2 separate regions of the Homo sapiens genome follow, and region 2 is linked to region 1. A link is a contact called in ENCODE Hi-C or POLR2A ChIA-PET data. All regions are on one chromosome and are shown on one strand. The core of a region is the stretch at or near the end of the contact, and the rest is flanking DNA. Distances in the headings are between cores, read along the strand shown. Region 1 holds the start of HACD1 (3-hydroxyacyl-CoA dehydratase 1). Region 2 has its middle 57 kb from the start of ST8SIA6.

What was found. Hi-C counts contacts between places; a loop is a spot of excess contacts on that map. ChIA-PET counts read pairs that join two places held with the same protein, here RNA polymerase II (POLR2A). Pooled maps may share reads with other maps.
Region 2: a pooled map shows a loop between it and region 1 (4-fold over the local background). The contact joins the enhancer-like site here to the promoter of HACD1 in region 1. A Hi-C loop is called at or near these places in 5 of 50 pooled maps. POLR2A ChIA-PET finds 5 or more read pairs at or near these places in 3 of 52 experiments (A549, BJ and endothelial cell of umbilical vein).

What each region holds. Positions count from the first base shown.
Region 1 is chr10:17,615,462-17,619,274 of GRCh38, forward strand. It overlaps HACD1 (3-hydroxyacyl-CoA dehydratase 1), which reads right to left and starts at 1,913. Exons shown (of 7, transcript NM_014241.4): 1 at 1,622-1,913. The coding sequence starts at 1,878. RefSeq lists a silencer at 1,454-2,113.
Region 2 is chr10:17,509,404-17,513,216 of GRCh38, forward strand. No RefSeq gene overlaps it. Among named protein-coding and RNA genes, the nearest start is that of ST8SIA6, 57 kb to the left of the region's middle. Within about 2 kb of position 1,753, at least 11 of the 41 ENCODE cell types and tissues checked have a DNase peak (open chromatin) inside an H3K27ac peak, as active enhancers do; they include endothelial cell of umbilical vein, where a contact is called at or near this core.

The sequences.
Region 1 (3,813 bases), core at 663-3,162:
ATAATAGAAACTCAATCACCATAGGTAAAGATTTATTAAATTTTTGTCAATCACATTTTTCTATAAACCCTGGAGAAAGTTTAAAATATTAAGCCGGAAGTGGTAATCCCAGCACTTTTGGAGGTTGAGGTGGGAGGATTGCTTGAGGCCGGGAGTTTGAGACCAGCCTAGCCAACACAGTGAGAGGCCATCTCTATTTTTAAAAAATTAAAATAAAATATTAGGCCCGGTGCGATGGCTCACACCTGTAATCCCAGCACATTGGGAGGCCGAAGTGGGGGAATCATTTGAGGTCAGGAGTTCGAGACCACCCTGGCCAACATGGTGATACCCTGTCTCTACCAAAAATACAAAAATTAATGGGGCGTGGTGGCCCACGCTTGTAGTCCCAGCTACTCCGGAGGCCGAGGCAGGAGAATCGCTTGAACTCCGGAGGCTGAGGTTGGCAGTGAGCGGAGATCGCGCCAATGCACTCCAGCCTGGGCGACAGAATGAGTCTCCGTCTAAAAAATAAAATAAAATACTGTCAGGGCGGGATGGCTCACGCTTGTAATCCCAGCACTTTGGGAGGCCGAGGCGGGCGGATCATGAGGTCAGGAGATGGAGACCATCCTGGCTAACATGGTGAAACCCCGTCTCTACTAAAAATACAAAAAAATTAGCCAGGCGTGGTGGCGGGCGCCTGTAGTCCCAGCTACTCGGGAGGCTGAGGCAGAAGAAAGGCATGAACCCGGGAGGCGGAGCTTGTAGTGAGCCGAGATCCCGCCACTGCACTCCAGCCAAGACCGAGCGAGACTCCGTCTCAAAATAAATAAATAAATAATAAAAAGAAAAAAAGAAAATAGTAAACTTTTCCTCGCGTTTACATAAGTTAATACTTCGAGTGATAATGGGAAAATAACTTTTTTAAAAGGCAGTGCAATTGAGAAATGGAAAAGCATTTTCCCAACAGGTTTTGAGAAGCAGTTGACACAAAAGTCACTTTGAGAGCTCTGCGAAGAGCGACAGTCATTGTGTAACCTTAACTTGCAAAGTCATACTCAAAGCCAAAAATCAAGGTCCAGCTTATCAGCCACGGAGCCTGAGGCCATAAAGATGCTGGGCAGGAGCTCCACGCTGGGATAAGTGGGGTGGTTATTTCAAAATCGTCCCAAGTGACAAGCTCTAGGACGTGCTGTGCTTTAAAAAAAAAAAAAAAAAAAAGTCGCGGTGAAATTAACAGGGGCGAAAACTCTGCCCAGCGATCGCAGCATGAAGCTCTGCGCTCCCGAGACCATCGAGTGGCCAGGGCTGGGCGCTCCTTCAACAGCAGCGAAGGCAGCGGCGCCGGGGCAGCAGCCACCTCCCCCGCGGGCCGGCACCGCATTCCTGCCCGGTTCTATACTTAACCTCCGGCCAGCGCCCCGCCGTGCACCGTATTAGGCAATGCCAGGCGCGCAGGGCCCGGCCCCCCCGCCCGCTCCATTCAACCCCGGCGGTGGCCGCGGCGACAGCTCCCTTCCCCCACGGCCGCTGCCCGCACCCCCCGCGCCCCTTACACCCCGGCCCGCGCCCCCTGAACCCGGAACCTCCGCGGACCGCGGCGCGGGGAGGGCCCGAGGGTGCCCCGCGGCGCGCGTACCCCGCGGTCATGGCGATGTCGTAGAAGGTGAGCCAGGCGGTGGCCAAGACCCCCAGGCGCCTCCGCTCGCCGGGAGCCTCCCGGTCCTCGCCGGCCTCCGAGGCGCCGCCGTTGGTGCCGTCCTCGTCGCTGGACGCCATGGTGGCCGCGCACCTGGGGGACGTGGGAGACAGCGGCAGGAGCGTGGGAGGGGACCCTGCCCAGCCTGCAGCCCGAGAGCCGCTGCCCGCTGCCGCCGCTTCCGTCAGGCGCCCCATGTGCAGCGCGCAGGGGGCTCGGCGCAGCCAGCTCTACCGACCGCGAGGGGGAGGAGCGGACGCCCCCGGCCACCGCCCGTCACGCCCCCGCCCCGCCCCGCCCCTTGGGAGCGCGCGCCACTCGGGGGCCAGAACGCCTGGCCCTGGCACTGGGGATCCAGGACCCGCGAGCCCCGGCACGCTTTCCAGGCGGCGCTGTAGTTTCCGCTCCCGAGGAAAGTGCACCCGCCTCGCTAGCTGCGGGCGCCTCTTCATAGAGAGACGCCCAGACGCCTTGCGCCCTGGCGATGCGCACCCTGCGAGTGCATTTAGTGGGGACACAGGGAACGCACCTGAACTTGGCGTGGCTCTGCCCTGCCTGGCCTTTTGTAAGGCAGTTTCTCAATACGCAGGCAGGGAGCGGGATCTTCCCGCCACTCATTCTTTTCTTTTTAGAGATGCGGTCTCAGTCTGTCTCCTAGGCTGGAGGGCAGTGACGTGAACATAGCTCACTGCAATTTCGTGAGCTCAAGCAATCTTCCCACCTCTGCCTTCCAAAGTTCTGTGATTACAAGCCTGAGCCACAGCGCTGGGCCAAACATTCATTCATTCTTAAGAGCTTCTGGGGAAGAAACGCCTATTTCGCCCTGTTTCCCGTTTACTAGCGAGTCCAACAGGTCTTCCAACAGTGAGAAGACCGTCCCACTTGAGTGATTTTTTTTTCCTTTTTCATTTCTTATTTTTTTTTTTTTTTACAGTCTGGAGTGCAGTGTTGTGATCTCGGCTCACTGCAACCTCCGCCTCCCTGATTCAAGAGATTCTCCTGCCTCAGCCTCCCGAGTAGCTGGAACTACAGTCATGCACCACCACGCCCGGCTAATTTTTGTTATTTTTAGTAGAGACGGTTTCACCACGTTTGCCAGGCTGGTCCCGAACTCCTGGCCTCAAGTGATCCACCCGCCTTGGCTTCCCAAAGTGCTGGGATTACAGGCGTGAGCCACCGCACCCGGCCTCACTTGTGTGAATTTTACCGGAGCGTGTGTGTGTGTGTGTGTGTGTGTCTGTGTGTCTGTGTGTCTGTGTGTGTGTCTATTTACCAAGTGTCAGGCCTCTGAGCCCAAGCTAAGCCATTATATCCCCTGTGACCTGCACGTATACATCCAGATGGCCTAAAGTAACTGAAGAATCACTAAAGAAGTGTGGCCGGTTCCTGCCTTAACTGATGACATTACCTTTTGAAATTCCTTGCACCTACTGAAATACAACCCCCAAATTCCTGAATCCTCCCATTTTATTAGCTGTGTGAACTTGGACAACGTAACCTATCCATGCCTCAGTTTCCTTAGTGGAAATAATTTTTAAAAATCGTGAGCAGAGATCGCCCGTTGCACTCCAGCCTGGACGACAGAGTGAGACTCTGTCTCAAAAAAATAAAAAAAAAAGGAAAGGAAGGCTGGGTGTGGTGGCTCACCCCTGTAATCCTAGCACTTTGGGAGGCCGAGGTAGGCAGATCACTTGAGGTCAGGAGTTTGAGGCCAGCCTGACTAACATGGTGAAACCCCGTCTCTACTAAAAATACAAAAATTAGCGGGGCATGGTGGCGGGCGCCTGTAATCCCAGCTACTCAGGAGTTGAGGCAGGAGAATCGCTTGAACCCAGGAGGCACAGGTTGCAGTGATTTGAGATCGCCCCATTGCACTCCAGCCTGGGTGACAGAGCGAGACTTCTTTTCGAAAAAGAATAAAAATAAAATAAAGGGAAGAAAGAAGTAAAACTGTTTGCAAATGAGAGCAATGTGTTTCCTAGAAAATCCCAGGAATCTCGAGGAATCCTAAAAAAAAAAAACCTCCTGGAACTACAAGATCAACATAACAAAAATCAATTGTTTTTCTACATGTGTACACGGAACAACTGGAAAATGAAATTTAAAATAAACCATACAACGTTAATCAGCAT
Region 2 (3,813 bases), core at 503-3,002, 110 kb before region 1:
TCAAGTGACAAGCTGATTAATGCATCAGAGTTCCCCAGAAACTGCTAAGACACTGAAAACTGTTTCATGAGAACACAAATTTTATTCAGTAATGAGACTAAATATAATAACTGAGAAGAATGTTATTGCAAAATATCAGGCAAATGAATTATTGTTTTCATGACAAAGGTCTTCAAAGCGACAAGAGAGAGATTGTATATTAAGCAACTTTAGTAAAATATTCTGTATGTAATGAAATAAAAAAATTTAAATTGGGATTTGCACATCCTTGTTTTTGTGTCTAGATCAGGTTCTTGAAAAACCAACTTAATTGTGTATATAATTGATATTTATTAAAGTATAGATTTTAAAATATTACCCTATTAAATTGTTCACAGTGTTGAGGCATTTCCACTGCTTTGTTGTCAAAAACACACGTCTAACTTCTAATAATTCCTTAAAAGTTTCCTTAATTTTATTTTCCCTTCTATATTTCCACACTAGTGAACAAATTCATTTGGTAGAAATGGTATTTTAGAGATGATATTCAAGTACGTATTATACTTGGATGAAAATAAACAAAGTAATGATGACTTGTTTTTGAGTCTTTCAATTTTTTCATTCTTACTGTGGCTAGAGTACGACTATTCTAATAAAAACATCCTGTTTTAAAGAATCAAAACATAGCAAATGTATCACATTATATCGAGATTTGAATTTAAGATAATGAAAATTATTGCAAATAAAATAACAGCTTGTATTTGGCAATCTGTAGCCAGAGACTATGATATGACAAATAAAAATATTTTTAATCAGAGAAAAAAATATTGGAAAAGAATTTCCTTCTGTTAGCACAATTAATTTATAAAATGCTGGTAAATATCTACCCTTTACAGTGTGACGCTATCTATAAAGCTTTGCAGTTATTTAATTCATAAAGCAACTCTCCTTTTACAGGTAGCAAAAAAGAGATACTAAAAAACTGGCCTGTGGTCTCACAACCCACAAGGAACTTGGGACTCTAAAGTTGAACCTCTCACAGCACTAACCGCAAACAAGAGTTTTGGTGGCCTTTGTGATACCAGAGAACAGCTTCTCTTTTCTGTTCTAGTGCTTCAAGTTGACAGTGTTGCTAATGATTTAGGATCAAGATCATTAATTCTACACATTTTACTACATTAAAAAAATTTTTTTTGAGACAGGGTCTCACTGTGTCATCCAGGCTGGAGTGCAGTGTCACAAATACAGCTCACTGCAGCCTTGATTTCCTGGGCCCAATCAATCCTCCTGCTTCAGCCTCCTGTGTAGCTGGGACCACAGGCACGTGCCAACATGCCCATCTGATTTTTTTTTTGTAGAGATGGGGTCTTGCTATGTTGTCCAGGCTGGTCTCGACCTCCCAGGCTCAAGCGATCCTCCTGCCTCAGACTCCCAAAGTGCCAGGATTGCAGGTATGAGCCACTATGCCCAGCCCATTTTTGAAATAACATATGGAAAGCAGAGTTATGTTAGCAAAAATTCTTAAATTTGTAATGCCAACATTTCAGCAATTCTTTAGCTGGGGAAAAAAAGAAGTACTAATAGTGCAAATTCTTGGTTAAATAATTTTAACTAGCAATAAATTATCATTGTATAATATTTGAAAAAAGAAGGGAATGTTAAAAGACAATAATCCTGCCCAGAGACATCGTACAAAATTTTAGCAGCTGGATAGAAGTATTGCTGTTTTGCAGTGAGCCTAAGGGATTATTTGGTCCAGTTCCCATCTTCGGTAGCGAAGGCATTTTTTATCCAGTAAGGTTAAGTGACTTATCCAGATTGCGTGGCCACTAAATGGTGGAGAGAAGACAAGAACCTCAGTCTCTTGCTTCTCCACGTACTTTACCTTTCTGTGCTTGACAACATCCTTTTAACTTCTGTACAGAGAGGGGACCCAGCCTGCTGGAGGAAAGGCCCAAGAGAAGTCGCTGATCCCAGCTAAGGGAAGTAGACATGTAAGCCCCAAAGAGAATGCTTGCAATTTACAGACTAGCCAGAAATTTACAGCTTTTATCAAACGCATTCAAATACGTTTGAAAAACAAGAACGTCCACAGTCCGGATGGGTGATCATGAGTTATATCAGCCCATCTGCGTGATCATCACACTTCTGATATGACTCATTGTCACTTCAGAAAGTATTTGTTATGGTTTGAATTTCTGCATCTGTTTCTGGAAGTTGTAGGGGGAAAAGTTGAATTAACTTTGAATTATCAATACTACTGCAGAAAACTAAAAAATGATTTGCATTTATTTTATCTTATTTTTATTTTTGAGACAGGGTCTCACTCTCTCACCCAGGCAGGAATGTAGTGGTGCCATCACAACTCATGCAGCCTCAACCTCCTGGGCTCAAGCAATCCTCCCACTTCAGCCTCCTGAGTAACTGGGGCAACAGGCACGCACCATCACGTCAGGCTAATTTTTTTTTTTTTAAGAGATGTGGTCTCACTATGTTGCCCAGGCTTGTCTCGAAGTCCTGGGCTCAAGCAATCCTCCCATTTTGGCCTCCCAAAGTGCTGGGATTACAGGTGTGAGCCACTGTACCCAGCCAAGGTTTGTGATATTTTAAAACAAGGGCTAATACAAATTACTTGTAAAACAAGTCTCAAGTATATTTTTAAATTCTAGATTGGTTTTCTCCTTTATTCCCCAATCCTAGTGCCACTTCCAAGGCTACATATACTCACAGAATTAAAATAATTATAATATCCATCTAAAGAATATTTTTAATAGCATGACTATCTTGCCACATTCAGACACAAACAAGCTTATTACACATCTTTAATTTTATTACTTAAGTGCTCACTTGCCCAGAATTGCCCCCAAGAATTCTGGAAGTTTTTCCAAGAGGAGAGAAAACTGTGAATCTGATCAGTCCTGACTTTCATTTTCATTGTTTAATGCTGCTGCCAGATAGTTTCTTGAAGACCCTGTGTCATTGTCTACTCTGGTTTCCAATGATCCTACTGCTCAGACCGTGAAGTTTCTTAAAAGGAGAAAGATCCCTCTCTCTGTGGTACTTCACAGCAGGGCCCTTATGACTATAGTTCTTTTATTTGCATTCACCTACTCAGTGCCCTAAGCCCATGCAGACTAGCAGAAGCAGGAGCAATTTCCAGCCTCATCCAAAGGTTGCCCTGAAACCAACAAGCAAGGTCCTATGTTGATCCTGGCCACAAGCCCAGACAATCCCTTCCTGATATGAGTTCTGTCTTGGAAATTCCTGGTATCCATGCAAGCCAGCCTCAGACATTAGTCAGCACCACCTCAGTTCTCAAAGCAGTTCTTCAATAACAGAAACAGTAATGACATTAATACTTAAAAGCCTGTTCTAAGTACTTTGTTCATTTAATTCTCATAGGAATCCTTTCAACTTTTGCCACATTTTTCTGATGAAGGAATGGAGCTATCAAGAGATTAGGTAGCATAGCTTGTAACTGGCGGGAGGATTTGAACCTAGGAAGGCGGACTCCAGAGCCGGTACTTGTAACCACAGCTCCCTTAAATTCCAAAGGGAAGAGATTGAGGTCTCTGTTTCCTTGGAGGTTCCCGGAGCCCTGTGTAAGAATGTCCCTCCTGTCTACTTCCCCAAACCCAATACTTTAAAGATTATAGAGCAGAGACTTTGTCAAACAACAAATAGTATTGCATGATCCACTCCACAGAGCAGTTAGGCACCTCCGTGTCTGGGTAGACAGAGGCCACACAAGTGATCCTTCCAAGAATGAAAAATAAAAGTCACTGTCAAAGGTGATTTTTGGTCTCCATCTGAGTGAGAAGTGTCTAGAAACTT